Regions from separate parts of the Mus musculus genome. Here regions 1, 2, 4 and 5 are each linked to region 3. The links are chromatin loops, found by intact Hi-C in ENCODE. Cell type or tissue: heart. All regions are shown on one strand. Region 1 overlaps Luzp1 (leucine zipper protein 1). Region 2 has its middle 7.2 kb from the start of Luzp1. Region 3 holds the start of Kdm1a (lysine (K)-specific demethylase 1A). Region 4 has its middle 15 kb from the start of Luzp1. Region 5 overlaps Luzp1 (leucine zipper protein 1).

The links. Peaks named below come from ENCODE experiments on the same cell type or tissue, not always from the same donor. Only the 100,000 strongest peaks of a DNase experiment are listed, where the experiment ranks them.
Region 1: it touches region 3 in a loop (5-fold over the local background); 6 of 42 quality-filtered maps call a loop at or near these places.
Region 2: it touches region 3 in a loop (4-fold over the local background); 23 of 42 quality-filtered maps call a loop at or near these places.
Region 4: it touches region 3 in a loop (2.5-fold over the local background); 22 of 42 quality-filtered maps call a loop at or near these places.
Region 5: a loop joins it to region 3, with 2.1 times the contacts of the local background. A loop is called at or near these places in 7 of 42 quality-filtered maps.

The regions. Positions count from the first base shown.
Region 1 is chr4:136,523,889-136,528,888 of GRCm38, forward strand. The region is part of intron 2 of Luzp1 (leucine zipper protein 1); the gene reads left to right. Among named protein-coding and RNA genes, the nearest start is that of Luzp1, 57 kb to the left of the region's middle. In heart, a CTCF peak has its summit at 2,717 (motif pointing right); no DNase peak of the experiment used is centred here.
Region 2 is chr4:136,460,011-136,465,010 of GRCm38, forward strand. It overlaps a transcript of Luzp1 not described here. Among named protein-coding and RNA genes, the nearest start is that of Luzp1, 7.2 kb to the right of the region's middle. In heart, no CTCF peak of the experiment used is centred here; a DNase peak (open chromatin) is centred at 2,551; H3K4me3 peaks cover 1,948 bases; H3K27ac peaks cover 1,786 bases; H3K27me3 peaks cover 532 bases.
Region 3 is chr4:136,600,786-136,605,785 of GRCm38, forward strand. It overlaps Kdm1a (lysine (K)-specific demethylase 1A), which reads right to left and starts at 1,938. Exons shown (of 20, transcript NM_001347221.1): 1 at 1,447-1,938. The coding sequence starts at 1,800. In heart, a CTCF peak has its summit at 2,073; DNase peaks (open chromatin) are centred at 816, 1,416 and 1,986; H3K4me3 peaks cover 2,316 bases; H3K27ac peaks cover 1,646 bases.
Region 4 is chr4:136,452,196-136,457,195 of GRCm38, forward strand. No RefSeq gene overlaps it. Among named protein-coding and RNA genes, the nearest start is that of Luzp1, 15 kb to the right of the region's middle. In heart, a CTCF peak has its summit at 2,728 (motif pointing right); a DNase peak (open chromatin) is centred at 2,936; H3K4me3 peaks cover 856 bases.
Region 5 is chr4:136,534,637-136,539,636 of GRCm38, forward strand. It overlaps Luzp1 (leucine zipper protein 1), which reads left to right. Exons shown (of 5, transcript NM_024452.2): 3 at 4,489-4,580. Among named protein-coding and RNA genes, the nearest start is that of Kdm1a, 66 kb to the right of the region's middle. In heart, no CTCF peak of the experiment used is centred here; no DNase peak of the experiment used is centred here.

The DNA of each region.
Region 1 (5,000 bases), 77 kb before region 3:
TAGAGTGACATTATGCCCAGTAGGGATGGTTTTATTTTTTTAAAAAACCATTGTTTTACCTTTGGCTATGTCTGTCTTATTTTTTCAAAGACAAAGGAGAAGCTCTTAATTTTTTTATTCTTGCACTTCACAGAAGTCTGGGTACATCATAGATGTGCCATAAATATTTACTGAATAATGAATCATCTGCAGAGAGCAGGGAAACATTAGGAAGAAAGGAATCTTTTCTCTTTTGTAGACAGCCCAGGATACAGCACCTCCACTGCTTTCTCCAGATAGGAGATGTGTATTAAAGAAATTAAAGGTATGTAGTTTGAGGCCAGCCTGGTCAATAGTGAGTTCCAGGACAGCCAGGACTATTTAGAGAGACCCTGTAACAAAAAACAAAAACAGAAAAATAAATGTATAAAACTATTCTAAGGAGTAGAGGAAGATTCAGAAATACTTTTTGTTCTTACCAGCCCAGTGATAATATTTGGGCAGCCTATAAGGAGTGGTTTCAGCAGTTTGTCCCAGTTTCCATGGCGCAGACCTGCAGTCTTGAAGGGGCACAATATGATGGTTAAGCCACTGAGCAAGTGGGTACAGGGCTTGGGTGTGATCTTTTAGAACATGTGTCCAGGACCTGATAACCTGTTCCATCTGATCCACTCATTTCCTCCGTTGTAACCCATGAACAGTTAGTTCCTTGGTATTACTTAGTGTTGTCTGTTAAAGGCCAGTGTCTGGCCAGACACTGAATCATTAGGAAGTTCATTCAGCCACTCACAGTCACTAAGTTTAAAGCATTTATTGTGTGCTAGGCTCCTTGCTGAGTACTGAGAATTCAGAATACAAATAAGAAAGCAAGTAGGGAGGAATATACTGAGTAAATAAAACTCATACATATACAGTGTTGTGAGCATTTGTCTGACATGCTCAAGGCCCTGGGTTCAATCTCCAGTACTTCTACCACTACAACCAGCTAAAAATGAGACTTAACATGCAGGCTGAAGACAAGGCTAGAGAGAGGTGGGCAGGCAAGGCCAGAACATGCAGGGCTTCTTGGTTTAATTGGAGAATTTGGACTTTAACCTAAGAAGAATAAGAGCCTTGAAAAGATTTCAGATAGGAAATGTAATGCTCTCTTTTTAGTGTCAATTAAGTACTTGTTGGTTGTTAACTGAGTTTAGCTTTTTCATTCCTGTGCTATACTGGTTGAGTCTCCACACTCAATTTTGAACAGAAGATAGAAAATTAACACTAAAATCCAAATGGAGGGACTGGCAAGATGGCTAAGTGCACTTGTAGAGGACTAGAGTTCATTTCTTGGTACCCATGCTGGGCTGTGACACCATAGCTGCATGTAACTCCAGCTCCAGGAGGTCCAGTTCCCTCCTCTGGCCTTCTAGGTACCCTCACAGACACGCACACTCACAAAGAGATATACACATAACTAAAAACATCTAAAAAGAAAAATTTAATCCACATGAAAACAGTAGTCAGGTTCCTGAACTTTTTATAATTCAGAATAGTGGTAATTTATAGATGGAGAAGTGCTAAAGTTTCATATCTATATTAGTTCTTTTCCTGTTTCCAGAATAAAATATTCTGATTCTTAAAAAAAGTTGAGAAAGGATTATTCTGGCTTACACTTAGAATGTTCCCTTATGGTGAAGAAGTCAAGGCTGGTCACACTGAATCTACAGAGCTAATCCCGGGGAATTGTTCCATTCACCTCTAGTGTGGGTCTTCCCCTTTCAGTTAATATAATCATATAATCAAGACAGTTCTCACAGGTCTGCCTGGAGATTTGTTGGATACCAAATTGTTATCAAGTTGACGAATAAATATTAACTATTATAATTTCCTCTTAAGATATTTGTTCATGAAAAGTTCAGTGTAAAGTGGTAAAAGGGAATGTTTGGAGAATGTCAGTTGAGGGTAGGCCGAGGCCCTTCTGTTCTGTTTTGGTTTTGTATGGGGTCCTCACTATGTTTCCTAGGCTGGTCTTAAGCTCCTTAGTTTAAAGAATCCCCTTGCTTTAGACTTCTGAGTAGCTGGAACTACAGAAATACTATCATGCCTAGGTGTGTGGGTTTTAAATTTTTTTTTTCACTATTGAACCTGGTATGGTGGTACACACTTGTAATCCAATACTTGGGAGGCAGAGGTGGGTGGATCTCTGTTAGTTTGAGACCAGCTTGATCTACAGAGAGAGTTCCAGGACAGCCAGGACCACACAGAGAGACCCTGTCTCGAAAAATGAAAGCAAACAAATTATTATTGTGATGTTGTATATCATGGAGTTCACCTCTACATTGTACAATTTAATGGTTTTAAGCATATCGACAATGATGCATTGCTTTTAAAGCTTCTCGTAGAAACATGGTGTTATTTGTCTTCTGGTAACTGTTAAGTTAGTATAAATCCTTTAATAATTCTTTATCCTTTCTATTACTGAACATATGAAATTTGTGGAGTCCCTAATCCCCCAACTAGTGTAAAAATAGTTAAGGCTTTTGCTGTGCCAGTGGACAAATAGCCAAAGGAAAGCGACTTGTTCCCTTCAGTTTTGGAGAATGTGGAAGCATGTAGGCTATGGAGAGATGGGAAAGAGTCTAGAAGAACTTAGAGGAGAGAAGAGAGCTGTACCATAGACGGGGCAGAGTGATGGATGATCCATGTTTGATGGTAGCAATTTCTCCCAAGCATTGCTGTTCTATAAGAGCTGTGCACGGGCTCCATCTGATGGCTCAGACCATGTAGTGCAGCCACCAGATGGAGCCCGTGCACAGCTCCAGAAGGCATTTGGTATTTCAAGCCTCAGTTGCAGTTGAATTGTTGGGAGTCAGTTTTACTATAAGATGCTGGCTGTTCTCTTATAGGTTAGACTGTGTTTTTTAATTTTTTATTAGATATTTTCTTCATTTACATTTCAAATGCTATCCCAAAAGTCCCCTATACCCTCTCCCCGCCCTGCTCCCCTACCCACCCACTCCCACTTCTTGGCCCTGGTGTTCCCCTGTACTGGGGCATATAAAGTTTGCAAGACCAAGGGGCCTCTCTTCCCATAGCTACATATGCAGCTAGAGACACGAGCTCTGGGGGGTACTGATTAGTTCATATTGTTGTTCCACCTATAGGGTTGCAGACCCCCTTAGCTCCTTTGGGTACTTTCTCTAGCTCCTCCATTGGGGGCCCTGTGTTCCATCCTATAGATCACTGTGAGCATCCACTTCTGTATTAGCCAGGCACTGGCATAGCCTCACAAGAGACAGCTGTTTACCAGGGTCTTTTCAGCACAATCTTGCTGGCATATGCGATAGTGTCTGTGTTTGGTGGCTGATTATGGGATGGACTGCCCCTAATTTCAAATCCTGATTCTGTTGCTGTTTCCAGCACTATTCTGTTAAATAGTGCTGAACCCCTGCGACCCTGCACATGTGGTACTGGAGATGAAACACCAGTCTTCACATATGCTGGACAAAATGCCTTACAACTGAGACATCTCCTCAGCCCTACTGGTGTCGTGCTGGCAATACTTGTGGCATAATTGTCTTGATAGATCCACCTGTGTTAGTCTTACTTTTTGGAAGCTTCCATTACACTATGTGCTATGCACTCTTGTGATTTTCCACTTGCCTCACAGATGCTTTGTCCCCTTTGCTATATTTTCATCCCTGTGAGCATTGGGGTTTAGACAGTTGGTGTCTTATTTTCTCTATATTTTTCTAAGCCATCTGTTTTTGTTGACTCACAGATTTATATTGTAAGAATACCTCTCTTCTGAGCTCTGACCCTGCTTGTGTGTTTATGGGCTCTATTGTCTTTGATTGACCATTAACCCCTCACAGATAATGTTTTAAACTTATCTTCCTTTTCTTACTGTTCCATCTATACTTAATTTCATTGGACTTAGGACAGCACTGTCCTACAAATTCAGGCCAGCAACCTTGGTCTGAAGCATCCTTAATTTCTTGCCTGTCTTATACATCATGTGCAGTCTAGGAACAAAAGCATGGGGTTCTCCCTTCACCTGGCCAGAGTTCTGACCACTTCTTAGTGTCTCTGTTATCAGCCACACTGGCTTTTGCTTGGAGTATCACAGTGCTTCCTGTTTGGTCTTCCTAGTCAGATTCTTTAGTAGTCTTTTGAAAAAACCAGGGCATTTATATTGATTTTCATCATGAGCTAGTCCTAATAATTACTATCACCCAACTTATTTATATACTAACTTTAACTTTTTAAAAAAGTTTTTTGAGACAGGGTCTACAAAATTATTTAATATAAATATTTCAAGGCTCCACCTCAATATCTAGGCAGTCTATCTTATCTATTCTAACCCCTCAACTAGTTTGGCTACCTACTAGTCAAAATCCCAATAATACTTGCAACTTGGGACTTCCATATTTCTGCTAAACTCTCAAGAATTCTTTCCACCTTACTCAACCTGACTGATCTCTTCCTCCTTCCCCTGGCTGGCAGAAGTCCTGCCCTATTCTCTGTTTTGCCCAGCCATTGGGTAATCAGCATTTATTGACAAAGCAGAGAATAAATGGTAAGAATTGTTTACACAGACTTGAGAGAGGAGATTCTTGACACAAGTATTACAATGCCATGTCTGGATTGAAATAAAATACGAGGGCGGAGAAGTCAGCGTTTGAATAATACAAGGATAACCTTTACACAGTGCATTATGTCTACATTCCACCTTTTTTGTCTAATAAAAAACAAATATTAGACAGAAGACTCATAATAATCTATATACAGTGATAACAATTATTATGACTAATCAGGTAAGATTCATGTTATATCTAGTCCATAACTATTTGCCAATTTTGTAGTTATATTCTATTGTCCATCCTAACTTGGTGAATTTAGAGTTTTGTACCTAAATCATTTTCTATCATAACTTGTCTTATTGACCTAAAGCATCTTCTAAGACATAAAACATTTTCTTAAATCCTATATAATTTAAGATTTATTCTGAAACTTTATCTAGTCTTTTCCCCTATCAC
Region 2 (5,000 bases), 140 kb before region 3:
CCACTGTCCCGTTGGTAGGAAAAGTCACATATTTGCACATAATTGCAAGACAGGCTGGAAAAATGTAGTCTGGGCTGCTTTTCCCTGAAACAGCTCTAAACCTGGAGGGGAGGCATCTTTGGTGGAGAGCTGACACAGGTCCAGCTCGTGTATATATGGATGCAGAGTGGCCACAAGAGGGAAAATGGGCTTGCCTTGCTTTCGAGGAACCCATAGGTAAAAGCATTAAGGGCTGGGGAGATGGCTCAGTGGGTGATGTTTGTGTCACTGTAATGTCAGTACTGGGGGAAATGGCTCTTTAGAGCCCATTGGCTAGCTGGCCTATCTGGATTACAGCATTTTATCTTCAGTAAAAGACCTTGTCTCAGAAAAATAAAATAAAGAGAAGAGCGTTTAGAGAGTTTGTTTGTTTTTTTTTTTTGTTTATTTATTCTTTCTTTTTTATTGGATATTTTCTTTATTTACATTTCTTTTTTCTTTTCTTTTCTTTTCTTTTTCTTGGGGTTTTTCCCCCCCATTTTTTATTAGGTATTTAGCTCATTTACATTTCCAATGCTATACCAAAAGTCCCCCATACCCACCCACCCCCACTCCCCTACCCACCCACTCCCCCTTTTTGGCCTTTGGTTAGAGCACTGGCTGCTTTTGAAGAGGACCTGAATTCAGTTCCCAGCTTTACATGGGAATCTGTAACTAAAGCGCCAGGGATTTGACACCCTCTTTTGGCCTCAAAGGTACCTGTACACTCTCTCTCTCTCTCTCTCTCTCTCTCTCTCTCTCTCTCTCTCTCTCACACACACACACACACACACACACACACACACACGAGCATGCACTTTAAAAAACAAACGAATCTTAAGAAAAAAAAGGGAGGGGTGCTAGAGAGATGGCTCAGTGGTTAAGAGTACTGGCTGCTCTTCCAGAGGTCCTGAGTTCAAATCCCAGCAACCACATGGTATCTCATAACCATCTGTACTGTGATCTGGAGCCCTCTTCTAGCATGCAGGTGTACATGCAGACAGAGCATTCATATACATTAAATAAGTAAATAAATAAATCTTAAAGAAAAATATTTCAGTGGAAAGCAGTTGAGGATGCTGCCCTCTGGCCTCTATAGCATGTGTGCATCGCAGCCTCTGATGCACAGTAGCCTCTCTGACACATACACACGGAGCATTTACATTTAAAAAAATGTTGTGTGCACATATGGAGGCCAAAAGTCAACATCCCTCCTCAGTCACACCACCAGTAGCTTTAGAGATAGAGAGTCCCTGACTGAAACGGAAGCTCATTGGCTTAGCTAAGCTGATTGGCCAAATGACAGTCAGGTATTTGTCTCTACCTCCCAAGGATAGGTTTACAGGCTGGGGCAGTCACATGACATCAGCTGGGTTGTTCGTTTGTTCCTTTGTTTGTTTTTGAGAGAGGGTCTTTCAGTGTGGCCCGGGCTGTCCTGGAACTCTCTCTGTAGACCAGGCTGCCCTTGAACTCAGTGATCCAAAAGTCCAAGGGCTGGGATTAAAGGCCTGCGCCACCACACCAGGCCACACCCAGCATTTTTTTTTTGTGGGTGCTGGGGTTTGGAAGTCAGGCCCTCATGATTGTGCGGCAGACATTTTAAGGACGAGCCCTTAAATGGCTTTACATTTGCAGTTTAAACCAAACTTTTGTCCCCAAAGGAAATATGGAGAGCACCTTAATAGGAAACAGTCAGCGACTGGATCTTCGCTAGTTTTTAAGGTCGTAGAAAAGAGTCAAGCAGGATGCCCCAACTTTTAGCTTGGTTGCCTAATTCCGTGGTCTTTTCCGAGATAACAGCTTAGTGCTGAGCTCTGGGTGGGCATTGGGGGACTCATAACAAATGAGTTAAGGTCTTAACCTGCAGCTTACTGAACTACACTGAGGAGGCAGCGCAATGAATGGATCGGCCTGAGGTCTGGAAGCACAAGGCTGGAGTCTTAGCTGTTACATAGCTGGATGAGGAAGAAACCACATGACCTCTCTGGTTGTCAGATTCCCGGCCCAGTGGGTAAAGTCTATTGTGATAATCAGGACGACCTGAGTTAGAATAGACCCTATAAATTGTCCTCGGATCCTCGTCCGCAACCCGGTGCTCACCCCTCGTCCGTCCGTCAGCCTCACTATTCTCATCCGAAGGATGGAGTTAACAGGCTGACATCAGGCGGTTGGAATCTGGCCGCATTGTGGACTCTGCCTCCCTGGGATAAGTGTGTGGCCTCTTGCCCTGTTCCAAGGACTGTCTCACACACACACACCCTCAACACACACACACGCGCACATGCACACACACACACACACACACACACACACACACACACACACACACCCGCGCGTTCCCGGCAGAGGAGGACCCCGAGTTCACAAGACGCGGCTTCCTGGCCGCATTCCGGAGAAGGAGCTTTGCGCCGCAAGTCCCATCCCCCGGTCGTCCGGCTCAGGAAACGCAGAGAAAGCCAGGAACCCGGCCTGCCAGGCCCCGGGGCCCTCCGCCCCGTCCTTCGGCTTCAGGAAGCGCGCTGGCGGGAACGCCCTGCCCGTGGGTGGGAAAAGCTCGAGCCGCTGCATCGCGGCGTCCCTGGGTGCAGCGAGCTGTCACCGCCGCCGCCGCACGCCCCTGCCGCAGCCCCATCCCTGCGCCAGTGCGGCAGCCGCGTGGCCGGGATCCTGCAGGCGCCACCGCGCGGGGGTGCAGGCAGGGAAGGCGTGGACCCAGAGCTCGCTTTGAGGGGGCGACCTGCTTAGGGTGTGTGGGTGAGTGCTCCACTGGGTCGCTAGGACATTGCTAGACCGGTTGGCATTAGACTCCGGGTGTCTCTTTGAGTCTCAACTTGTGCTTGGCTCCCGGAAATTTAGTTTCTTAATGGTGGAGATCTCAAAAACTGTTCCGGACCTAGAGACTACTGTGATGGGCAGACCGTGATCCCTTTTCACCAATGAGAGTCAAGGAAGAAAAAGATGGAGGACATGAAAGGGCGGTGCTTTCGAGTATAGCCTGAGCGTTGGAACCAGTCATTCCCGGGCTCAGGACCCAGCTTTCCCCCTTACTGTGTGATCTTAAGTAGGTTCCTTAACTTCTCTGAGCTTCCGGGCCATGTCCTTTTTAAAGAGTCTTTCAACTCTAAACCCAGTTAGGTTTCCCCACTGCACCCTTCTAGCCCACATGGCCTGATTCCTTGAGACACTTAGTGTCAATAGTATTAAACAATTGTTAATCGGTGCCTTGTCTTTCCACTTCAGAAGCACACAAAGTTCAGGAAGATAGGGACCTTCGCTAAAGTAAGACTGTGTAGCGCTGACACGCGTTAAACATCCAGGCATTTGTTGCGAAGTGAAGAGCGAAGGGATGCAGAGATGCGCGCCAGATGCCGCTTTAAGGGCGGAAAAGCACCAGAAATGAATAAACACCATTCCTATCGTCAAGGAGGTCCCAGACTGGCTAGGAAGGGGAATGAAACGGACTTGTGCAAAGAAGATGGTCCTAAGTGTGTGCTAACAGGGCTTAAACAGGCCTGGAGAGAAACACTAATGGGGGAGCAGCCGGAAAGACAGAGTTGAGAGACACCGGGTCCCTAGAGTGCTGGGATAATGGATCTCACTTCCATCACAATGTACAAAGTACTTAGTTTGCATAAAGTATGGACGTACCTTTTTTATCCTAAGGAAGTGGGGGAATTGATGGAGACTACCGACTTGTTCAAGTCCTCCTCCCCTTTTGGAGGCGGGGAGCTGCGCTGAAGATGAATTCCCAAAGCCTTGTGCACGCTGATGACCATTGAGATAGATACATACATCCTCAGCTTTAAGGCCTCAGCTACTCATGCGCACCACTTTTGGTTTAGGTCCAAATAAACTGGTGATTTTAGGTAAGGAGCATTGCTTCTCTGACTTGCTTTACCTCTAAGCCTGTTTGCCAAAACTAGAAAGAGTAATAAAGGCTTCCTATAACATGACCAGATAGTTGGTGTAAAGTACTTATCACTTGTGATTCTTACGTTTATGCTAAAGGGTTCATAGGTGCTTGAGGAATGACCGTGTAAAACCGGTGCAGTGTGGGAGTCCTGGGTCGTGAAAGGACTAAAAGCGGCGCCATTTGGAGGTTAGGAGGCAGATGGAGGGTGGCTTCATCCCTCCCTACTCTCACTTTCCTTGATCCCTAGGAGACTTTGCTCCTGGCCTCATTCATTATTGCATTATAATTTACTGTTTGCAGACCAACAAAGGTGAGCCAACTCTAGCTTGGTTAGCATTCTTTTTATATAGGCTTTTACAGCCATATTTTCTGATGACACAGTAATACGTGCTGCTTGTAAAAAAAAATTAAATAGCAGGAAGATATCACAGGGGGAAATTGAAAGTGCAAGTTTAGGCACTGAGAGCTGACAGCTTGCTGTTCTTTGGCCTGGGGTGGGGGAGGGGACATCTCACCATGTGAGCACTGACTTTTCTGTGTCAGTATGTCTGGGAGATTGGATGCCCAGATCTTTTCTAGATGTGTCTGTGAGGATGCTTCCAGAAGAGATCTGTATTGGAGTTGGTGGACTGGGTAAAGATTGAAGTTGGTAAGTGTATAGCTAGGGGTTTGTGCCCTCCCCAACTCACACGCGCGTGCGCGCGCACGCACACACACACACACACACACACACACACACACAGTGCTCCCCACCACCACCACAGTTGTATGCCTGTGATGCATACAAATCCCAGGACTTGCAAAGGCTCAGCATGTGCTCCGTCATGGTCTTACAGCCCCAGCTCCTAAAGTTCTAAACTTAGTTTTTTTTCCTCTGGGCTGAAGCTCTTACTGTGAATGAATGAATAAATGGTTGCTGGGATCCTGAGTCTTGGGCAAAGAATTCTATATTTAGGAGCATTTACTGGGACCCCACCAAAAATGGGATGGGATTTGTGGAACATTTTTTTAAATTTTTTTATTTTGGAAGAGGTATCTTATGTAGTTCAGGCTGGCTTTGAGCTGATCC
Region 3 (5,000 bases):
TTAATCAAAAACAAAACAAACCAGGCCTACTGAGGCAGGTCTAGAATCCCAGTCACTTGGGAGGCTGACCCAGGAGGTTCACAAGTTCAAGCACTGTTTAAGCCACAAGATAAATTTAGGGCCAATATAGTTTCAAAATAAAAAGGAGGACTGGGGCTATAGTAGAGAACCTGTCTAGCACATAAGAGAGTCAACTCCCCAGCACAGCAGGAGAGAACAATGTACAAGAAGCTACCTAAGTCACACTACTTAACACTTGTATTTATCTTGCAGTGCTACAAACAGAAACACAAATTCTCAATTCTGCTTGGCCAGTCCTGTGCCATTCAGCCATATCCTTAGACTACTTTCTTTTTTAAAGATTTATTTATCTGAGTACACTGTAGCTGTCTTCAGACACACCAGAAGAGGGCATCAGATCCCATTACAGATGTGAGATGGTTGTGGTTGCTGGGAATTGAACTCAGGACCCCTGGAAGAGCAGTCAGCAGTCTTAACCACTGAGCCACCTCTCCAGCCCCTTAGACTACTTCTTGTATTTATTACAAACCCATATGTATTTCCAATTTCCCCATCAGATTAAGCATCTCTGGTTAAGGCTAATACTGTGCAATAAAGCCACACCAATGCTTAGCAAGGTTACTGACCCAGAGGGTTGTTTGTTTGTTTGTTTGTTTGTTTCAATATCGAATTACACCTTGTCAAAACACCAAACTCTGAAACTGCAAACCTCTTTTTACTCATTCTTAAAATGAAGCTAACAATACCAGTCCAGTGGTGTTTGGGAAAACGAAAAACGCTGGCCCTGTGCCAAATGCACCATCTGGCATACTGGGGTGTGAGACAGAGGTTATCTGTGGATAGTGTTGGATTTGATGCCAAATCTTTATCTTTATATTCGCCCCGTGTCCAACTGGTATTCTTCATTCGCTTCCACAATTTGAAAAAGTCTACCCGGGCCCCAAGAAAGCGCTGGCCTCCAGGCCTGACAACCTCAGTTCGATTCCTTAGCATGGCGGAAAGACAGGAAGGACTCAGGCGAGCTATCCTATGACCCCAACTCGCACACGCACAATAAACGATTGGTTTTTGTATATTTTATTATTTTATCTTTAAAAAAAAGAAAGAAAGAAATAAGAGTCTACGCGTACCTGGCGTACAGCAAGACCTTTCAAAAACAAAGAAAAAGTCTCTTTCTTTTCATGCAGCTTGACTCTTAGAGCATCACACCCATCTCCCCGGTGTACACAACCCAGAAGCCGTCCGCCGTCCGCACACATCAGACACACAGGTAGACAAACGCGTCGGGAAGCCATCTTTCCCAGTCAGACCATCAGGGTCACACCCTCCAGCGCCCGATACACCGGGTCCCCGCACAAAGGCCGGGCCTCCCCTCCCCCGGCCCCACTCCGGTCCCCGGGACCAGCGGTTCGATCACGGCCTCACCTTGGCCCGCTTGCGCCGGCTGGTCCGTCGGCCCTCCGGGGTCTCGGCTATTCCGGTCTCCATGGGCGTCGCGGAGCCGGGCCCGGCTGTGGGCCCCGCCTGGGGCCCAGCAGACCCCGGCGGCTCGGCTAGGCCCCCGGGCGGCGAGGCCCGCGGAGGCTCCTTCTTTCGGGGAGTGCGCTCGCCCGCCGCCCCCGTAGCCATGTCGGTGGGGCCCGTCAGGCCCGCGGGCGGCGCGGCCACCTCAGAGCCGTTCTCGGCACCGCCCGCCGCCCCGGACCCGGCCTCGGTCCCAGCAGCCGCCGCCGCCGCCGCTGCCGCTGCCGCCGCCGCCGCCTTCTTCCCAGACAACATCTCGGGCCGCCTGGCCGCCGCGGGCCGCAGGGGCCGATCGGTCTGCCGCTCCGTGGGTCCGCAGCCGCCTCGCGCCTCTCCGCCCCGCACCTCTCACGCTCCGTGCGAAGCCAAACACCCCCGCGTGCGCACGCGCCCTGCGCGCTCCCGCCGCACCAGGACAAAAAAGCAGCCGCTTGTCCCCGGCTCAAGACCAGAGAGCGACGTCCTGGAGGCTAGAGCGGCGCCGCAGCTCCGATCGCGAGGCTGACCTAGAGCGCCCCCTGCGATTGGGAGTGCGACCCAGCATATCCGCCTGACTTCGGGTTCTGAGCCCGACCGTTTTCATCAAGGACTCTCAATATTCACCCCATACACTAGTCACTTCAACTAATAACATTCACTCTCCCTGCAGGACAAGGGGTGGATTATGGAATTCCGGCTTTCAGAGGGCTTACTACCTAATTGAGACAGGGGAACACTCTGAAGTACAACTTAATTAATGATCACTTAATTATCCTGTGCTCTGTAACTCAACCTTTAGAGCACTGGCCCAGAATGTATATGGCCCCGAGTTATCCCTAGAGCTAGGGAAACTAGCTTCATAATGGCCCTGCTTGGACTGTGGGGAAATAAAGAGTGCACGAATTTCCACGGTAATAAAATAGAGAGAAATGAGGAATTTCTGGTTTGAGTCAAAGTGGACTCGCTCTTGCCTCCAAGCCGTGTTTATTTTCTTTCTTGAGGCTGCACATGCTCGCCACCATGCCTCCTCCTCCATGCCTCTCATCTCCAGGCGCATAACACTTCTTCAACCTAGGTCAGTTCTTTCTTTTCTTTTTTTCTTTTTTGGGGAGGGGGGTGGGGGATTGGTTTTTCCGAGACAGGGTTTCTCTGTATAGCCCAGCCTGTCCTGGAACTCACTTTGTAGGCCAGACTGGCCTCTAACTCAGAAATCCACCTGCCTCTGCCTCTGCCTCCCAAGTGCTGAGATTAAAGGCATGTGCCACCACTGCCCGGCTTGGTCAGTTCTTTCTAATGTTGTGAATGTGGGTGTTTTATTCATGAGATGTTGAGATGTATAGGATGTTGGGGGGCTATGAGATATTCACCAGAGAAGAATGCAGGCATGGGTTTAAGCCAATAGAAAGTATTTACTTGGGGCCTGGGGAGATGGGGGGCTGGAGAGATGGCTCAGTGGTTAAGAGAAGTGACTGCTCTTTCAGAGGTCCTGAGTTCAATTCCCAGCAACTACATGGTGGCTCACAACCATCTGTAATGGGATCTGATGCCCTCTTCCGGTGTGTCTGAAGACAGCTACAGTGTACTTAGAAATAATAAATAAAACTTTTTTAAAAGCTTCAGTTAGCCAGAAGCAGAACTACAGAAGCCAAAAAGCAAGGTCAGTCCATTTCCCAAAACTACGGACTTAAATGGATTAAGCCTTTGTTTTAGTTTTGGCAGGTGGTACTGTCTATGTGTTAAGTTTTACAGCTTAAATGGTATTTCCACCATTGAGTTAACTGTGGTAAGATCTTTCAGCCTACTAAGATTTGGGGCCCTGTTACAGGGTTTTGCTGGTTTGTTTAATTCTTCCAAGGTGATGAAGTTGAACACAGAACAGCAGGAGGAAGGTTGCTGGAGGAAACTCCATACCTTGATCGGGGTGATGCTTACAGAGGTGTGAGTATTCACTAAAATTCACTGAACTCTGTGAACAAAATAGACTTTAAAAACAAAAACAAAAAAAAACTAGGCCTGAAGGTGGTGGTGCACGACTTTAATCCCAGCACTTGGGAGGCAGAGGCAGGCAGATCTCTGAATTCGGGGCCACCCTGGTGGTCTACAGAGCAAGTTCCAGGCTGACCAGGGCTACACAGAGAAACATTATCTCAAAAAACAAACCAAAAAGCAAAAACAGTACGCAGGAAGAAAAAAAAAATGTGTTCACAGGACCACGTATGTCCCATGTGTGAAGTATGTTTTCATGGTCACAATTAACAAAATTGGTGAGTGTGGTAGAATTATATTGAGGGGTTGGAGAAAGCTTTGTGAGGAAGAGAAGAGAGCAGTTTAGAGAAGAGTTCGTAATGTAAGGAAGTCTAGGGCTAAATCCTGCTCTTCCATCATAAGCAGGTGATATGATATATGGTGTAAAAGATGTGAGCGTATTACTCTCCCGTCCCCCTGGCTGCAACTGTTCTGCTCCCTGCCTCGATGGATTTGAACTAGCTTAAAACAGTTCAAGGTACACCATCATGGTAGAGGAGCCAAGGCAGCAGGAGCTAGAGCGAGCTGGTCCCATGGCATCCACAAGCAGGAAGCCCGGAGGGATGAATGCAAACACTGCTCCTCTCTCCATCTTACACAGCCCAGGACTGCAGGAAAGGGGCCATCGGGAAAGCTGCCCTGTCTTCCCACTTCAGTCAACATGGTGAAGACACTCCCCCACAGGTATGTCCGAGGCCCAACGCCCAGGCGACTCTGTCACTAACATTAACCATGGCTCTAGGCAAGCACTGTCCCAGCTGACCCACGTCTCCAGCTCCCCACATTATATTGATCCATTCATTTATCAATGCGTAGTGGATTGCTTCAGATTTTTCGGCTTTTAATCTGCTCCCTTATTTTTTAAAAGATTTTAAAGCCTGCTGCTTTAATCCAAGCACTCGGGAGGCAGAGGCAGGTGGATATCTGAGTTCGAGGCCAGCCTAATCTACAGAGTGAGTTCCAGGACAACCAGGGCTACACAGAGGTACCTGCCTCAAAATAAATAAGTAAGGGATAAATAAAGGATTTTTTTTTTATTTTAGTGTGGCGGTAGTGGGGGTGCCATAGCATCGGTATGGAAGTCAGAGGCAATTTGAAAAGTTCAACTCTCCCTTTCTAAAATATGGATCCCAAAAATTAAACTCAGTTCGTCAAGTTTGGCCACCTCACTGATACAACACACACACACACACACACACACACACACACACACACACACACACACTTGACTCCCAGACACCTTTTTTATTTTTTATTTATTTATTTATTTATTTATTTATTTATTTTGGTTTTTCGAGACAGGTTTTCTCTGTATAGCTCTGGCTGTCCTGGAACTCACTCTGTAGACTAGGTTGGCTTTGAACTCAGAAATCCGCCTGCCTCTGCCTCCCAAGTGCTGGGATTAAAGGCGTGTGCCACCACGCCCGGCTTTTTTTGAGACAGGATCTTAG
Region 4 (5,000 bases), 150 kb before region 3:
ACACACAGGCACACATGTGTTCATCCATGAACACCTGGACACACACACACACACACACACACACACACACACACACACACACACACACTAGTGGGAAATGGTAACCAGGGTTTCCAGTTTCTTGCCTTTTAACTCAGGCTATTCTTTGGTACCACACGAATAACAATACTGTCAACCCAAGAAGGTGGCTGGGGCCTGGTACTGTCCCAGACACTGCAGTGTTCAGAACTGGGGAAATCTCTGAATGGGACTAGACTACCACTTACTCACTTGGAACTAATTAAGTGGCGAGGCAAATACACACAGTTGATGATTCGGACTACTGACCTGGGAGCCAGGTCTAGCTCTTGGGTTGCCAGTTGGCAACCTGTGATCTCTTTTTTTCTTTTCTTTTCTTTTCTTTTCTTTTCTTTTCTTTTCTTTTCTTTTCTTTTCTTTTCTTTTCTTTTCTTTTCTTTCTTTCTTTCTTTCTTTCTTTCTTTTATTTATTTATTTATTTTTTAAAGATTTATTTATTATTATATGTAAGTACACTGTAGCTGTCTTCAGACACACCAGAAGAGGGAGTCAGATCTTGTTACGGATGGTTGTGAGCCACCATGTGGTTGCTGGGATTTGAACTCTGGACCTTTGGAAGAGCAGTCGGGTGCTCTCACCCACTGAGCCATCTCACCAGCCCCTTTCTTTCTTTTATGATCGCTTGTTTTCTGTCCCCATATGGCCACCAGATCCCTCACAAAGCTCAGAGTCCATTTGGGGATCAAAGTACACTCAGCAGATTAGATAGGCAGGCAGTCTGTTCATCACCTGGCCTGTGTTGTGCCCCACCCCCTCGTTGCCCTCAGATGACTTTCCAGCCAGAGGGGAGAGTGCCTTCTTTATAGTTTCTAGCAAGTACCTGATTTGAGCCGTCCTCTGACTGAAGGGTCTTACGATAGCATTTATTGCTTTGCTAATCCTGAATTTTGCTCTCAAAGACAGAAACAGGGATCCCAGACCTGGAGAAAGGGGATTTTAACAGTTATCTAGGGCACCTTTAGTCACATCATCCCTGCCACAGCAGCAACTCATGATCTTGGATAGATTTATCTTGCTGACTCCCAGCAACTTGGGGAACAGGAAACCGTTATCCCCATTTTGCAGATAGGTAGATGGGGGCTTAAAATGCCTAAGAAATCTGCTCAAGGTATCCCTGTAACTCACTGGAAGAGACAAATGAGCATTCACATCTAGGTGACGTCACCCATGAACAACATCACTACTTCCTAGTTTACCCTAATCCCTGAACCACTCTGGTTTTGTTCGTTTGTTTGTTTGTTTGTTTGTTTGTTTGAGACAGAGTATCTCTAGTATAGCTCTGGCTGTCCTGGAACTCAATGTGTAGACCAGGTTGGCCTCGAACTCTGTGCCTCTTCTGCGTTCTGAGTGCTGGGATTAAAGGCATAAATGACCACACCCAGGTTCCCTGAACCCCACTTGGACAGCTCATTCACTTGACTTTTTGGCGTGCCCACCAAGTATCCTTGAACAGATTCAGGGACAGGATGCTCACCCTCAACCATACCTATGTTGACCTAGCGTTAGCCAGGCACTAGGAATCTAAAAAAATGTATGTCATTTCTTTTGTGGGGGGGAGGGGTGACAGGGGTGTTCAGACTGGGTTTCTCTGTGTAGTCCTGGCTGTCCTGGATCTTGGTCTGCAGATCAGGCTGGCCTCGAACTCAGAAATCTGCCTGCCTCTGCCTTCCACGTGCTGGGATCAAAGGTGTGCGCCACCATGGTTCAGCTGTAGTATTTCTGCCTAGCAACAGTCACCATGTTATATCACCATAGTGTGGCAATTGTATACTTAAAGCAGAGAAGGAACAGGCCAAGGGTACAAATCTAGTTCTAAGAACAAGCTGGGGCCAAATGCAAGCATATCCCTTTTTTTGTTTTGATTTTTTGTTTGTTTGTTCCAGACAGGGTCTCAGTACGCCAGAGGCTCTCAACTTGTGGGTCTTGGCCTCTTGGGAAGCTTGAACAATCCTTTCACAAGGGTCACATATCCAATATCCTGCATATCATATGTTTACATTATGATTCATGACAGTAGCAAAATTATAGTTATGAAATAGCAAAGAAAATAGTGTTATGGTTGGGGGGGGGTCTCACAGCATGAGGAAGATTGAAAGCCACCATACAATGAAGTCCTAGCTGGCTTGGAACTTGCTATATAGATGAGACTGGCCTAAAACTCAGAGATTTGCCTGTCTCTGCCTCTTGAGTTCTGGAATTAAAGATACGAGCTACCATATTGGACTTTGATTTTGTTTTTTTAAAGAGTTTTTTTTTCAAAATGTATATGGGTGTTTTGCCTGTATATATTGTGGTCAAGGAAGCCAGAAGAGAAATTAAATCCTCTGGGATTGGAGTTACAGATGGTGGTGAGCTGCCACGTATGTACCGGGAATCAAGCAAGCAGCCAGTACTCTTAACCACTGAGCCATCTCTCCAGCCCCGACAAAGAGACATGGGCCTTGGCTGTGTTAGAGATAGAAGAACCCATTCCCTTCCTACCTTTTTTTTTTTTTTCTGAAAAAAGGAACCTCATCCCGAGAGGGGCTGGTACAAGTCTGAGATCCCATCATAGGACAGAATCCAGTAGGAACATCTTGCCCTAAACAAGTTTGAATAAGGCGTTTCCCTCCGCCTAAATCCTGGTCCATTCCACATCTGTCCACCAGATGGCGCAGAAGCATCAGGGAATAATGCAGAAAGAAGGGTGGGCAAACCCCCTTTCTCTGGCAAAACTTTTCTACAAGAAGCAGCGGCAAGCCTCTGCCTGTTCTGGGACAGCACTTAGATCACTAAGGTATGCATTGCAGACACTCTCAGAGGCGAACTCGGCCTGACCACGGAAGTAGCGGAAGGTGATGGTAAACACTAGGAAATAAGACTCCAGCAGACAGGGTAGGAAATCTTTGCCTCTGGGAACCTTCTTGGCAGCTGGCTCAGAGAGTTGTGCTGGCACACCAAATGGGGTGCGAGATGAGATCCGTCTTTCTCAGGCTTTGCAGAGAGCTCCAGGTTTTGGTGCTCTCACTAGGTGGTTGGTGGCCACCGCTAGTGAAAGCCTTCTAGATGGCTGACGTGTCTGCCACCACTCTTGGAAGCCTGGGGGGCGGGGGGGGGGGGCGGTTACTAATGGATCTGGCAACTCCAGAGCTCAGCTTAGGCCCTGCAGCTCAATCGGGACTTCTGTTCCTCTCACACCACACATGGAACTGTTAAGTTCAAAGACTTGAGGCTGGAAACCTCGAGAAAGGTTTGAGATACTAGGGGTGGGGGAAGGGAGGCCAGGAGTGAGGGAGGCCTAGAAGAAAGGGAAGATTGGACGAGAAGTCGGTCAGACCTTGGGGACTCAAACAATCTATCTGCTTTGAACTTTATCCTGGGAGGAACAGGGATCTCTTGAAAATTATTTGGGAAGATGGCGTCGTAAGATGGGAGCTGAGATGGATCACTTGAGCTGTGTGAAGACAGAGGAAGGGAGGTGGAGAAGTCTGGAGGGACAGAGGCTAACCAAGGGACTGAGCACAGAAGAGCTGCAGGTTGGATGGGGTAATGACAGCGTGGGTTAATTTTCCATCCACCAAGACCTTCCCATGGGCTCCTGGGTACCCCAGTGAAACTGTCTTGGTTAGGTGACAGTTCTCTCAGGCTAGGGGACTTCCCTGGGCCAAGAAGATCTGTTCTCCAGCTGGTATATCCTGGAAGATCCTTGATATCAATAGACAGAGAGAGAAGGAGAGAGAGAAGGAAAGAGAGAGAGAGAGAGGGAGAGAGAGAGAGAGAGAGGCTAAGAGAGAAGCCAGATTGGGGGTTAGGAGGGCAGAGGAAGATATTCCATTAGGACACATACTGGTGGTAAACATCTCTTTCAGGTGCCAACTCTGCTAATTATTGGCTGTGTTAGCACAGCCAAGTCAATTTGGTAACCAAGCCCCAGCTTCTATATCTGTAAAATGTGGTTATAGAGCTATGGAGATGGCTCAGCAGGGACCTGGTGACCTGGATCAGATCCTTAAAGCTCGCATAGAAATGGAGCTAACTGACCCCACAAAGTTGTCCTCTAACGTCACACATGTTCTGTGGCATGCACACACACCCCAACATACATGCACAGCAATAATAAATCAAATATAAAAAGTAAAATATGATTATGGCTAAGACCAACCTTTGAGGCCTTGGACAAGGTGGTGTGGGTAGGGCTGCCTTAGTTAGGGTTTTACTGCTGTGAACAGACACCATGACCAAGGCAAGTCTTATAAAGAACAACATTTCATTGGGGCTGGCTTGCAGGTTCAGAGGTTCAGTCCATTATCATCAAGACGGGAACATGGCAGCATCCAAGCAGGCATGGTGCAGGAGGAGCTGAGAGTTCTACATCTTCATCTGAAGGCAGCTAGTGGAAGACTGTCTTCCAGGAAGCTAGGATGAGGGTCTTAAAGCCCACACCCACAGTGACACACCTACTCTAACAGGACCACACCTCCAAACAGTGCCACTCCCTGGGCCAAGCATATTCAAATCACGACAAGGGTTCAGCATGTTTTTTTGTTTTTGGTTTTTTGTGTGTGGAGGGGTCCGAGAACACCCAAGAAGAGGGGAGTTTTTAGGTTCTCCATCCCTCAGAGAGTCTGTGGTTATGCAGTAGGGCACCCTGGCTCTCTGGCCAGGAAGAACCTCTTCAAACCAGGGTGGGTTTCAAATCAGGTCAGCCCCAGGCTGAGAGCCCTTGGAATTAGGCCAAGGGAATTCTAGCCAAAGGCAAAGAAAACAATCTGGTTAGTCCAGGGCCACCTTCTGGAGAAAGGTGTTGTGGCTGTTTTCCTTGTTGAGACATTCAAAATGATTTTTCTGGGCCAGGTTACAAGGAGTGAGTCTCTTGTCCTATTTTGTTTGCTCTCTCGCTTTGTGCTTGCGCACTGAAAGTTGCCTCTGACCCCGGTTACTGA
Region 5 (5,000 bases), 66 kb before region 3:
ATGGATTATTTAATATAAATATTATTAAATTAATACACCAGCTATATAACTTTATCCTAGCTAGTTCCCAATAACAACACAGGGAGACCAAGATTTATATTTATTTCAAGGCCCCTCCTCAATATCTGGGCAGTTTTATCTTAACCATTAAACTAATCTGGCTACCTACCAGCCAAAATCCCAATAATTCTTGTCATTGGGACTTTCGTGTTTCTGCTAAACTCTCACGAATTCTCTCCTCCTCACTCCTGGAGGATTTCTCTTTCTCATCCTCTTTCCCTGACTTCTCTGTTTTTCCAGCCATTGGATGATCAATATCTATTAACACGGCAGAGAATAAATGGTAAAAATTGTTTACACAAACTTGAGATTCTTGACATAAACATTACAAAGCCGTGTCTGGATTGAAACAAGATATGAGGGTAGAAAAATCAGCATTTGAATAACACAAGGGTAAACTTAACATAGCACATAAAAATAATATGCCCATAAGGGTGGGCCGACCTCAAAATTCAGAGATCCACCTGTCTCTGCCTCAGGTGCTGTGATTAAAGGTATGTGCTGCCATGACAACATAGGTTTTACTCTTGATCTTATATATTTTATAGGTTTAAAGAGAGGTAGAATGCCATGGATCCATAATTAAAGTACACAGAGTATGTCATTGCTGGGCTCCCTGTGCACTAGTCACCCTTCCTGTTTCTATAGTTTGGCTTTCTCCAGATGCCATTCAGTTAGTCATACCATGTGAGGCTTTTTAAACTTGATAACTCATTTCATTTTAAAGATGAATAATACTCCACTGTCTGGATGTCACAGTTTATCCCTCTGCTTACTTATTTCCCTGCTTCTAGGTTTAACCAATTATAAATGCAATTACTATAGATATTTGTGTGCCTGCTTTTATATAAACATAGTTTTTCAACCATTTTTGGTAAGCAAGGAGTTAAACTGCTAGAACATATGGTAAGAGCATGCTTGGTTTTGCTAGAAACTATCTTCAAAAGTGGTGCTACCATTTTGCATTACCACTGGTATGGACTTGAGAATTCCTGTTGCTCTGTATCCTCCATGTTAGCAGTGATTTGGACATTTTAATAGATATGTAGTGGTGCTGAGGGTCTTTGTTTTTTGAGACAAGGTCTGGCTGTTGATCAAGCTGGCCTCAAGTTGAAGGTGCAGTTCTCCTGACTCAGCTTCTGAGTGCCGGGATAATGAGCATGAGCCACCAGGACTGCTTTTGGTCTATTGTATTTTTTTCAGTTCTAAATCAACCTAATTTTTCCATGCACTTATTTGTAATCTGCATATATCCTTTGTTAAGGACTCATGTTGACTCATGTTTTTCTTACTGAGATTTTATATATATGACTATACCCCCCCCCCTTTTGGGTTTTTGTTGTTGTTTGCTTTTTGTTTTTTTGTTTTTTTCGAGACAGGGTTTCTCTGTGTACCTTGGCTGTCCTGGAACTCACTTTGTAGACCAGGCTGGTCTTGAACTCAGAAATCCACCTGCCTCTGCTTCCCAAGTGCTGGGATTAAAGGTGCGCGCCACCACTGCCCGGAAATTTTTTTTTTTTAAAGACAAGGTCTCTATATGTATGCAGCTCTAACAGTTTGCTTCTGCTTCCTGTGTGCTGGAATTAAAGTTGTATACCACTGTTCCTAGTATTATTGCTAAAAGTATTTTAGTTATTTTTTTTCCCCTGATATTTGTTTTGCCTAGATGTCTTTCACCTTAACAAGCTTAGATTATTGGTTCTTTCCTCCATGGATTGTACTTTTTGAACAGTACCTGAGGTTACTACTGTACTCAGGGTCATCTGGTTTTTCTCCTTTTGATTTTTTTTTAGGAGTTGATAGTTTTGCATTTTATACTTAAGTCTGTGCATATAGTCTGGTTATAGCCCCATCTATAGAGAAGATGATTTTTGTTGTGTTTTTTGCCTTTGCTCTTTTCTCAGAGATCACAGGACAGCTTTTAATCTGGGCTGTTTTGTTCCTTTATCTATCTATTCTTTTCATACTTACTGCTGTGACTGATAACTTTCTTAGATGGATAGCATCAATTTTGTTAATTTTTAATGTTATGTTAGTTCTTCTGGTCATCCAACTCTACCAAAACTTTACCAGTTTGTCAGTATCCACACAATAGTTGCTAGAGATTTTGATTTTGATTGAGCCTATAGAACTGACATTCGGAACTGTATTGAGTCTTCCTACCAGTAAACATGGAGACTCTCCCCGTTTACTTAGGTCTCCTGTTTTACAATCTGTAAAACTATGAAAAATGCATATAGGTTTTGAGTTTACATTTAAATTTCATTTTTATAGTGTTAATAAAAATGATACTGTACTTTAATTTCAAATTCTATTTGCTCACTGATGGTATATTGGGAAATTTTTTGATTTTTATATATATTGTCTACCGTGCAACCATCTTGTAATCACTAGTTGTTTTAAAGTGGCCTTTATTTTTTTGATCATTCTGTTGAATTTTCAACATAGAGAGGCATGTCTTTCTCTTTTTCTTTCCTCCCTATCAGCATATCTTTTTATTTTTTTGCCTAATGTATTATCTAAGCTTCTAGTACAATGTTGAAAATAGGTGGCAAGAATTCTTGCCTTGTCCCTCATCACACAGGAGGCTTTGAGCTTCCATATGTGATTCTTGTTGGTTTTTCTTGAACCTATTGGTATGATGACTTATATCAGTTTTCAAAAGCTGACGCAGCCTTGCATTTCTTCTATAAATCCAGTTGGTTGTAGCATTTAATTCTTCCTCTACATTGCTAGTTTTCATATACTAGTATTTTGTGGAAGAGCCTTAGATGTATTTGTGTACAGGAGATACTGGTCTGTAGATTTTATTTTCTTGTGATATCTTTGGTCTTATGAGGATTTTGTTGGCCTTACAGAATAAACTGGGAAATAATTTGCTGTGATTCTGTCTTCTGGAAAATTGGCATACTCTTCTAAATGCTTGAAGTACTTACCAGTAAGTCCATTTGGGCTTTAATATATATTTTACAAAGTTATTGGTGAACAGAATAGGCCTATTCAACAGTGTCTACTATTTGGATAAATTGTGGCTTTCAGGTAATTGGTCTGTTTCATCTGGATTATCAAATTTTGGCTACAGAATTGTTCATAAATTACTCTTTAATGTCTCTGAGATCTATAGTGTCATCTCTGTCATGTTTTTATTATCTTTCTAGAGACAGCTTTGTCTTTGGTTAACATCCCCAAACACACACACACACTTGTTTTCTTGTTTCAACTTGATTTCCACTCTTTTTTTACTGTTTAATGATTTAACATTATTTATGTTAGCTCGTAGTGAGTGGTCTCGAGGCTAACCTCCTTTGTTTAAGCAATCATCCTGTTTTACTTTGCTTGGCTGTGGGACTGCCATCATATCCGGTTTACTTTGCCTGTTTGTCGGTTTGTTTCTTACCTTTGAGATTATTGTTAAACTTCATCAACTGTGTGCACTAAGTGCCATAAATATCTCTTAGCCACAGTGTGACTTCCTCCTACAATTCTTTTTTTTTTTTTAAATCTAAAATTTTCAAACCCTTGTGTCGAGGGCTGACTTTCAATAGATCGAAGCGTGGGAGCTGCTCTGCTACGCACAAAACCCCGACCCAGAAGCAGGTCATCTACGAATGCTCCTACAATTCTTTAGAGGATATCATACATAAATACTGAATTTCCATCATTTACACCCACTCTCTCCTCCTCTAGCCTATATGCTACCCCCTTCTCCTTCAGATTCATGGCCTCTTTAATTATTATTGTTACACACACACACACACACACACACACACACACACACACACACACACTCCCTCCCTCCCTCCCTCCCTCCCTCCCTCCCTCCCTCCCTCCCTCCCTCCCTCCCTACTGAGTAAATGTGTATTTAGGGTTGACCACTTGGAATTAGCAGCTACCAGTTGCCTGTAGTTGTTCTTCTGGGGGTTGGGCTTTGTGACACATCCCTCCAGCCCCTGTTGGGATGCATCAGTTGTTCAGATTGTTTTGGCAACCTCACTGTTAAGATTTTGTGGGTGCAGCTCCCTGTCATCCATAGAAGACACCAACTCACAGTCTTCTGGCTCTTAAAAATCTTTCCATCTTCTCTTTTGCGTTGTTCCAAGTTTATCTTACAGATTTTAGAAAGTTGTATTTTTCTTTCAAAATATGTCTATTTCCAGTCATCTTCTGTTACTGATTTGTTTGATTCCTTTGTGGGCTAATTTAAGATTTCTTTTAGAATTGTTCAGGTGAGCATTTGTTTCTTTTTCTGTTGATGTGATAAAATACCTTGCTAAATAAACTCAACTCAAGGGAGAAAGGGTTTATTTCAGCTTACGGTTTAAGGGCACAGTCCATCATCTTAAGCAGCTGGTCCTGTCACATCCACGATCAGGAACAGAGAGCAATGAATGCACACTGCTGCTCACCTTCCTTTCTCCATTTATATAGGACAGGATCCTTGTCAAGAAAGGGGCCACGCACAGCAGGCAGCAATGAACATAGTCAACTTCCCCACTCCATGCTCAGGGCCCATCTCCCAGGTAAGGCTAGGTTCTGTCCAATAGACAGTTAACGCCAGCCATTAGAGCTGTGTTATTACAGCCTTGAACATGAGCTTGAGAACGTGTCATCTGCTGGTGCTGGCATATACTGTGCACGTGGCTCTCTGTCCAGTTCATGACGGTGCTCATGAGTTCATGAACCCATTTGGTTTGGTAGTTTAGTGGGGGTATAAAACTCGAGTCTGACAGTTTATATAAGTATTATTTGTCTTCTACTTGCCACTTAATGTTCAATTGATGACTCTTCAGAGATTGTTGCTATGATTTGAATGTTGTGCGCCCCACAAAACTCATGTTCAAGCTTAATCCCCCACAATATAATTAAGAGGTGGGGCCTTTAAGAGGTGATTAGGTTTGTCACCCATACAGAATTAGTATCTTAACCTTTTTGTCCTTCCA